Regions from separate parts of the Mus musculus genome. Here region 2 is linked to region 1. A link is a loop called in an ENCODE intact Hi-C map of the cell type or tissue named here. Cell type or tissue: heart. All regions are shown on one strand. Each heading gives the region's core, and the rest is flanking DNA. Links, peaks and the distances in the headings are about the cores only. Region 1 has its middle 4.3 kb from the start of Mif. Region 2 holds the start of Gstt1 (glutathione S-transferase, theta 1).

Region 1 (4,386 bases), core at 256-4,255:
CAGCAGTCGGGCGCACAGAAAAACTGAGCATCTGGCTAAAAGATGGAGTCACTCTGGTCAAGTCTTAGACAAGTGTAAAGTGCTACTTGTAGAGAAAGCTGGAGTTGAGCGGACGTGTGTGATGTGCGTGAATTTAGGCCTTCTCTGGAGAAATCTGAGAGAAGGGTCACCCTGGGGTGGGAGGGAAGTGGCAGAAGAGAACTCTTTTGGCATTCGAATTTGGGCCACCTAAACCTATATTACCTGCTAATGTGAGAAGGGAGTCCTCCAGGGATGACCCCCTCCCCCAATACATTACCCAATCCCAGGTGACGGTCAGGCCTAAACACATGTACATATGAGCCCACACTGAAGGTTGTATTTTATAAATAGATACAAATATATTCACATGTTTATAAATATATATATGTACATCTATCCCTCCTCTGAGAACTGACAGGTTCCACTCATAGAACAGTCTAAGTACTTTAACAGCCCGACCTAGACCCAGCCCTACAGAGTAAAAAGCCCAAGCTCAGGACTTGTAATCCCACCAATCCCCACCCTGGACATCTTGGCCCCACCCCCGCCCCGCCCCGCCCCCAAATGCTTTATAAACCCTGTCTTCTGCTCAGTTCTCTGCACCTTCTGAGCAGTGGCAGGCACGGGCCTGGGTTTTTTCCTCCCAATCTGTGTGAGGTTTTTTTGTGGGGTGACTCTGTGGTAATCCTTGGCTCTCAAATGCCAGGACACCTTTCCCCTCAGAGTTATAACACAGTATATGTGTGTAGGCAATAATAACTAAAGGACCATAGAATTGAGGGGTAACCTTTGAGGAGTTGAAGCAGGTGACGAAAATTCAGTCCTCATAGATCTCTCAAAAGGATAATAAAAAAATTGTAAGAGGGAGGTAAATATATACATAAGAAATAAAAATATATACATTAAAAAAACAAAAAACAAAAAAACAACAAAAAAAAGGTTTCTAGGAACACAAAGATGGAATCTCCTTGGTAGCTTTTCAGTCTGGAGCCGTATTGGAATCTAGCTGTTAGTGGGTTTAGGAATGCCCTAGTAAGTTAGTGATTGTGAGTACAGACTCCAAGCTTGCCCGGTGGAGGGCACTGGGGACCAGAACAACTGCTATCTCTTGTACATGAGCACTGGACACACTAGCCTCGGTGGGGTGGGGGTTAGAGGGAGCTGTGAGGCCCACTGGTGGGTCTGTTTGCATCATGTCCCTATCCTGGTCCTGGACCCTCTCACCCAGAGAGTCCCACAGGTCTGGGGGCCTAGTATGGTGCTGCTTCTTGAGAATGGAAGGGGAAGGGGTGGGCGGATGTGAGGATGGCGTTTAGCTGCCCACGGTAGGGAAGACTCAAGCAGCATAGTCATCTAGAACTGTAACTCTGGCACAAGAGATGACAGGAAGGGAGCCAAGGAACACGGGTTTCTCCAGATGGCCCCCATGTCGAAAGCCTGAGCTAGTGCCAGAAGTGGAACCCCCTTCCGGAAAGTCTGGTGGCCCAGTAACCTGCCTTCTAGATTCTCCTGCCTCCAAAAGCTGTCTTAGGCCTGACTCATCTTCACTATGGAGGAAGATGAAACCCTAATTCAAGGAAGCCAAGGAAATGCCCAAAATAACTTTTTCCTCTTACTAATTTGGCTAGAACTGTAAATAAATCCATTTTTCTTCACCAATAGGGATCCTAGACTTCTTTTAGAATGTAGAGAAACTAAGATGGTGGGTTATGAACCTGCGTGTCCAGTTCAAGTCAAAACAAAGGAAAACCTCTGGACATTACTCAACCCTCTCAACAAGTGAAACACTGCTTTGGGAGAGCCACCAGCTCCATCTTCAGCTATTGCTCAGAAGACAGTGACTCAAACTGATCAGGCCACCTGCCAGCTTTAGAGAGTGGTGGATCCCTTCAGCATGGGCCCAATGGGGTACGCTGGCCGGCTCCTGGCGGAATCATCTCAGAGCGGTGCTCCAGGCCTCTGTTCACCGCATCAGCCTGATCACGTGATACTCTTTCAGATGTCCCGCCCCACGCCTCATCTCCGCACTTCGAGGCTGGTGCGGCACAAATGGAGGGGTTTTACAATTTATCAAGACCTGAGTACAGGCACAGGCCACCCGAGATGGAAAATGTGCCGATCCATCTTCACGATTGGGTGAATATGGAGGCATGGCATATATTTATATAGTGAACCCCTTCATTTCACAGATGGGGGAAACTGAGGCCCAAAATGGTGCAGAAGCAGGGAAATAATCTTAATCTCACTGATATCTGGCTCCCAGAGGGAACTGGCTGTGGCTGGTGAGGACTGGGGGTGGGATAGGGGTGGCAGCCCCAAGACAAGGGTTCTGGGGAAGGGACGGTGGGGATCTCTGAGATGCAGTTGTGCCTGATAGGAGGGCAGGGCTGGAGGGAGCCTGCACGGCTGGAGAAGCCCTGAGTGGTACCAGGGCAGCAGCCCAGAAGACCAGGAGCCCTGGAAATCCGCTTGGGCACAACCCATCTAAGAGGCTTGGGCTAAGACAGAGGCATCTGTGAGTGTCTGCTGCACCAGAAAGGCACACATGAAGTGAACCTGAGCAATTCCATGTGGAACCGGAGAAGGGACAGCACCTGAAAAGGTACAAGGTTTTGCCAGAGCTGACCAACTGTGGCAAACAGTGACCATGGGCACTGGTGGGGCCGTTATCATTATATAGGCTGATAACCTCATAGGATACTTTGGCCCTAGGGGACCACGGTGGGAGAACAGGTGGCATTTCTGTGCCCAGATTCACCTAATCAACCTCAAAGTTTCAGGTTTCATTAGATAGGCCACTTAGCTGACACTTGGAAAGCTGACTGGGCCATGGGCCTTGGTTTTGAGAAGGAACCGGCCTCATTCAGTGGGTAGTGAAGGATCATGCTTTGGAGAGAGTAGGGCTGGCCAGGAGTGGCTGGGGTCAGGGAGAGGAGGCGCAGTAGCTTCCTCCTGCAACATGTAAGGCTGACTAAGAAATACGGTGGAGGGCTGAAGTCATCGGCCCCTGTTCCACTTTTCCTTGCGCACCAAGGTGTGACCACTTTGTAGATGCTCCTACTGGTTACAGAGCCGTAAACATTGAGGCTTTGTTTTTTTTGAGAGGGGGTGGTGGCTCTTCTGATTCATGTGATCCCCTCCAAGCCCTCCACACTCACACAGGTGTTTAGCTTGTCTCCTCTGCCAAAGAGACCTCAATTTTAGACTCAGATGTGGCCCTCGGGCCAGAAGCTTGCCTCAGAGACCTTTAGACTCAAAGTCCTCATTGAGCACATAGAGCAAGTCCATGACTCTGTCCTGGGAGACAGCAGTGACACTGCCAGGTACCTCAGGCTCAGTGTCCTCATCTGTGAAATGAGGGAGTTGGACTAGAGTCAATGGAGGCCTGAGCCCTCCCTGTCTCTGTGTAGGGCAGAAGAGGGGAGTCTTGCCTGAGCACATGTGGGAGTCAGTGGGGTCAGGTAAGGCAAGAGTCCAGCAGAAGTAAGAGGTTCTGAGTTGCAACTCAGGGATTTGGGTAAGGTTCAACCTCAAGTGCAGCCCTGTAGTTAACGGTAGGGTGGAGCTAAGGAGATGCGGCAAAGGACCAGGCTGAGGAGGGAAGGTGCCTCATAAGAGGTACCCAGATTCAAGAGAGCAGCCCCAGACTGCTTTGGCTGCAGTGAAGGCATGCCACCCAATATGCAGGCAGTCATGAGGTGCCTTCATGAATGCAAAATGAGATGGAAGGAAGGGCCCCTTGTGGAATCTAGGAGAGTCTTGTTTTGGGAACCTCCAAGGACATCTGACAGGGAGTAGTAGAGGCTCTGCTCTAAGAAGGGACTTCTATTCCCAGCATTTAATCTAGTGAGCTAATGCCCTCACTCCTGTCACTACTGTCCTGATCTAGTGCTGGGGCTGGGGGGAGAGGGGGGCGCAGAGTGGTATCGATGTGTCCTGTAGGGAACTTCCCTTCTCTCAAGGTCAGGGCTCCAAAACCAACCCAAGCAGCACAGAGATTAGCAAGCTGCCCCGGGGGCGCAGAGCCTAGGCTGGTACTGCCAAGGCTGCAAAGGCTGCCAGTTGGAAAGGGTGTGGCTCTACTGGGTAGGGTAGGTGCCTCTGGGCCTGGGTGGTTGGGAAGATGCCCATGACTTACCTTGGTTTCAAGCCTGGGCTGATGGGTACTGCATGAATGATGAAGTACAAGGGACAGAGATGCTGGCCATCCTGCCCAGGAAGGACTCTGGATCCACACTAGGTAGTCAGGCCTCCCTGCACACACAGGGAGGCCTCTGTCACAGTGTCAGGATCACACAGGCAAGCTCCTCACTCACTCAGGAATCCGCCGAGGGGCTCCTGGTCTCAGTCAGGGCCCCACTCAGC
Region 2 (4,386 bases), core at 107-4,106, 58 kb before region 1:
AGTTAAGAGCAGCCCAGATAAAACATAGTAAGTAATAACTCAGGGTTATTGATATGTAAGCAGATTCTAATAGCATAGAGGGTAGATATCTGCCCATCTCTTGTGCTGTTTAAGGCTATTGTAAATAATAAAACTTGTGTGTCTTTTATTTGGGAACTAAATAATCAAAGGCTGGGTAGAAATCTCAGATTGGGGTTAAAAATGTCTACAACATGGGGGCTGGAGTGATAGCTCAGCAGTTAAGTGCACTGACTGCTTTTCCGGAGGTCATGAGTTCAATTCCCAGCACCCACATGGTGGCTCACAACCATCTGTAACGGTATTGGGTGCCCTCTTCTGATGTGTCTGAAGACAGTTATAATGTACTCATATAAATAAAATAAAAAATGAATCTTTAGAGAGAGAAGAAAGAATATACTCGCCATACACAAAAACATAATAATAAAAAAATTTTTCTACAACACAAAATAGCTCCAGAAAGTCCCTGAAATTGAGCAGATTCACTAGGCTCACTCCTTCCCTGACTAAACAACAAAGATTACAGTTAGGAAGTGGCAACAAAAACAATTTTATGGTTGGGGTCACCACAACACGAGGACCTGCATTAAAGAGTTGCAGCATTAGGAAGGGTGAGGACCACTGCTTTAAGTTGCTAGTGCATCTACATGAGTTCATGTGCCCAAGATGCTAAGAGGGCAGTGGGTCTCTAGAACTGGAGTTATAAGTGTTTGGGAGCCACTTCGTAAGGTTGCTGGGACCAAATCCAAATCCTCTATAAGAGCAGTAAGTGCTCTTAACCACGGAGCCATCTCCCCTCCCCCTCCTCCCAGTGCCAGCTTCCTAGTTTATAACACAGTGGGTTAGAACAGGCTGGTTTCCAGTAAAACTTAGCAATAGCCCCAGGCTTGCTTACCTCTCACACAGGGTGAAGCCACCATCCATCATGGCTGGTACCCTCTTCATGGGGTTCACCCGGGCAAACGCATCGCTGAGGTGCTCACCTGCAGATAGTCCAGCATGAGGGAGGAGAACACTGGGGGTCTCTGATAGCCTGGGCCAAGGTCCCAGGAGGCTGAACACTAAATTCATGGTTCTTCTTGGGACTGGGCTATTCCCTAAATGGGGTGCGCAGGCAGGGCTCCTGTGAGAGAAGAGGGGGTGGCCCCTTGCCCTTGATACAAAATAGGTATCATACGCTTGACAGGTCCTTGTGGGACTTGCCCGCTAGCAGCCCTTTCTGGTCTGGATTGGTTTTCTTCCTGTTGATGCACTCCAGGTAAGTTTCTAAGTTTGCCTCCTTGCGCTCAGCCCCACAGTCCTCAGTGGCTCCCATTGCCCCGGATCAAGTGGGGGATTCTCACTCTCCCTTCGTTTCCTAGTGGAACCTGTCTCCCTCGACAGGCTTATTTTTAACAGCCTACTTGAACATCTTTTTATCAGTTCCCCCCCCCCCCCGTCCTCACCCCACCCCCACCGGGCCACCCCCTCCCCCACCGGCCTACACCATACTCTGCAAGGGCAGAACCTGTGGGGGGTTAAGTACACTGTACCTAGAGGTGACAGTGAAGAGAGACGTGAGGTTTCAGACAGAGCGGGACAAGCAGTGAGACAGTATGGAGACGGCCACAGCCCATTATGCAACACTTTCATTTTGCTACAACCCTGTCTTGCCAGAGCGCAGGGCTCTCTCAGCGGCCAGCAGGGAGGAGGCTCCAAGTTCCTGGCATACCCCCATGCAGCAGCCTCTCTCTCTTCGCAGCACAAAGAGAGGCAGAGAGAAAGGGAAAACAGAAAGTCAAGAAAAGGAACGACAAAAAGGAATTCCAATAGACCAGGTTGGCGGAGAGAGCCTGTTGCAAAGGCAAGGTACTTGCAGGGATGGCTCTGTGTAGTACTGCCCATCTCAGCACTGGGGGAAACGATCCGAGGAGTGACTGCCCAGATCTCCACATTTGTTCTCCTAGCTATGCCCTACACCCACTACTCTTCTGGAGGTCCCTGTAGCTAGGTCCAAACTGCTTGCCCGTTTCTGTTGCTAGGTCTGCACACTATTCAGTTTCAGCAGGTCCTGGCCGGCGTCTATTCCACAAACAGCAGAGTTGGCGGGAGTCCTGAACCCTGGTTCTCTCTGGTGTCTTTCTATTGTGGTCTCTAAACCAGAAAAAGCCTGGGAAGGGGAGAGTACAGAGAGAGATCCCCTAAGTCCGTCTTGCCTCCCCTGTTTCTCAGATCCCCAAAGCCGTAGCCCTGCCCACCCTTGCGCAGCTCCACCGTGTGCATCTGGAACGGGATATTGTTCTTCTTGGCGAAGATATAAATGGCGCGACAGGGCTGCGACAGCAGATCCAGGTACAGCTCCAGAACCATGGCATAGGCGGCGGGAACCACTTCTGTAACTGGCCAGACTATCAAAAAGTCCAGGCTGGCTAGTAGGGATCCCTATCAAGCCAAGTGTGGCCACGCCCCCACTGGGCGGATACCGCAGCCTGGCCCTTCTTTCTAAAGGGGGAGCTAGCTTGTGTTCCAAGAGCCCTGCAACTGGAATCTAGCACGGAATGAGCCAGAGGACACAACTGGTCTCCTCTGAGTGGGCAGAGGAGGTGTTAGAGGGCCTGGCTGCTAGTCCTCTTGTGGCCGGTTTAGTTGAAAGCAGAATGTCTTCAAAGGTATACCCACCCTATCTAGTGTGTTGTTAGAATTCCCAATCGTCCCCACTTCCCAGATGGGAAAACTAAGGTATTCCTCCGGGACCTACAAGCCAAAGATATGGACCAGCACCACCAGCAAGAAGCAAAGGATGCTGTGGGCCTTTGATGTCACTCGCATCTCAGCTCTGTCATTTGACAAGGTTGGCCTTCCTGTACCTGAGAGCATTAGCTTCTCCATCCTCTGACATTTTAGCTCCCTTTGGACTGTGATAGAGAAGTACCTTAGATGTAATTTTTGAACAGAAATGTACCATTAGTCCCAGGCCAAGGTTCCCGCAGTTTCCATATCTGATGAAGGTTATAAGGTTGTAAGGTGGGAAGTTCCTTGCTGTTTATACACATAGTGAAAGAAACGTGTAGATCCCTTTCATGAAAGGTTGAGTCCAGCCGGAAGTGGTGGCCCACGCCTTTAATCCCAGCACTTGGGAGGCAGAGGCAAGCAGATTTCTGAGTTCGAGGCCAGCCTGGTCTACAAAGTGAGCTCCAGAACAGCCAGGGCTACACAGAGAAACCCTGTCTCGAAAAAACAAAAAATAAATAAATAATAAATAAAAAATTGTCCTTATGATTCTGACAACTTTGTCCCTGAGCTTAATATTGAAACTGAGGGCCCCAAGACTGAGTGCCGATTTTTCCAGATATCATATGCCTCTTCATGGAGTCTGCCACGATTCCTGTTGGAGAAGCCTGTTATTAAGGTCCTCCATGTCCCCGGATAGCTCTCCAAGCTTGGTGCAAAATGGAGGACTCCGTTTCTCAGTGGGGTTTCCCTTTCTTTCTATGGCCTTGGTTGGGAGTATCTGAGCACAGATGCCCTACCTTGTTTGGAGGATGACCCTGTGCAGAGCTCTCTGCGAGGGCTATGTGACTCAGCACACAAGTCCCGCTCTGCTTCCTGCCCATATGATAATTAGGTGCTGTGCTCTGACCAATTAGCCCTCTCTACCTATACTCATAAGATCCCTTATGTACCCTACCCCTGAAACAACAGAGTTGTCTGGAGGTTGCTGACTCCTGGAAGTTCTTTTGTCATAATCACAGCTTGATAAATCCGTTTCCTCAGCCCTGATAGGCAGTCTATTTTGGTTGAATGAGGCTTGCTCTGGTGACCCAGTAGAAAACTCTACAAGGGATGGAACACCAAGCCGTGTTCCCAGAGACAGGTGCCTCAAACCACAGAATCCCCAACTCCATAATTCTGTGGCTATAAGTCGCACAGACAATGTCCCAAGCTTCAGGCATTCTGGCTAGACTCCACCCTCACGGTTACCTGATTATAGCCAGGTATGCTCCTCCCCATAGTTACCTGATAGCCCAGCCCACTATAAAAGGAGCTGCTTGGCCCCTGCTCACTCTCTTTAAGCTCTCACCTTTCTTACTCTCTAGCCCTCCTTCTCTCTTTCCCTTTCCCCCTCTCTCCACATGGCCATGGCTGGCCTCTCTCTCTTTCTACCTTCTCTCTCCCTGCCTTTCTACAATAAAGCTCTAAAACCACAGACTGCCTCTGTTCATCAAGGCCACCATGCTTAAATGATGGGATAGGTTTTCCCCTAATGAGCTGTGTCTAACCTCTCGCCAGAAGACTGCGCTCCAGCCACAGACCGGACCAAGGGCTCTCTCCAGAGTAGGAACCATCCAGCGCCCCCCCTCCCTCTGCCCTCTCCTCCCTTCAGCCCCA

Evidence for each region. Peaks named below come from ENCODE experiments on the same cell type or tissue, not always from the same donor. Only the 100,000 strongest peaks of a DNase experiment are listed, where the experiment ranks them.
Region 2: it touches region 1 in a loop (4-fold over the local background); 1 of 42 quality-filtered maps calls a loop at or near these places.

The regions. Positions count from the first base shown.
Region 1 is chr10:75,853,745-75,858,130 of GRCm38, forward strand. No RefSeq gene overlaps it. Among named protein-coding and RNA genes, the nearest start is that of Mif, 4.3 kb to the right of the region's middle. In heart, for the core only: no CTCF peak of the experiment used is centred there; DNase peaks (open chromatin) are centred at 1,247 and 2,016.
Region 2 is chr10:75,796,130-75,800,515 of GRCm38, forward strand. Gstt1 (glutathione S-transferase, theta 1) reads right to left here and starts at 2,455. Exons shown (of 5, transcript NM_008185.3): 1 at 2,256-2,455; 2 at 914-1,001. The coding sequence starts at 2,367. In heart, for the core only: a CTCF peak has its summit at 1,706; DNase peaks (open chromatin) are centred at 1,032, 1,692 and 2,462; H3K4me3 peaks cover 1,755 bases; H3K27ac peaks cover 1,362 bases; H3K27me3 peaks cover 379 bases.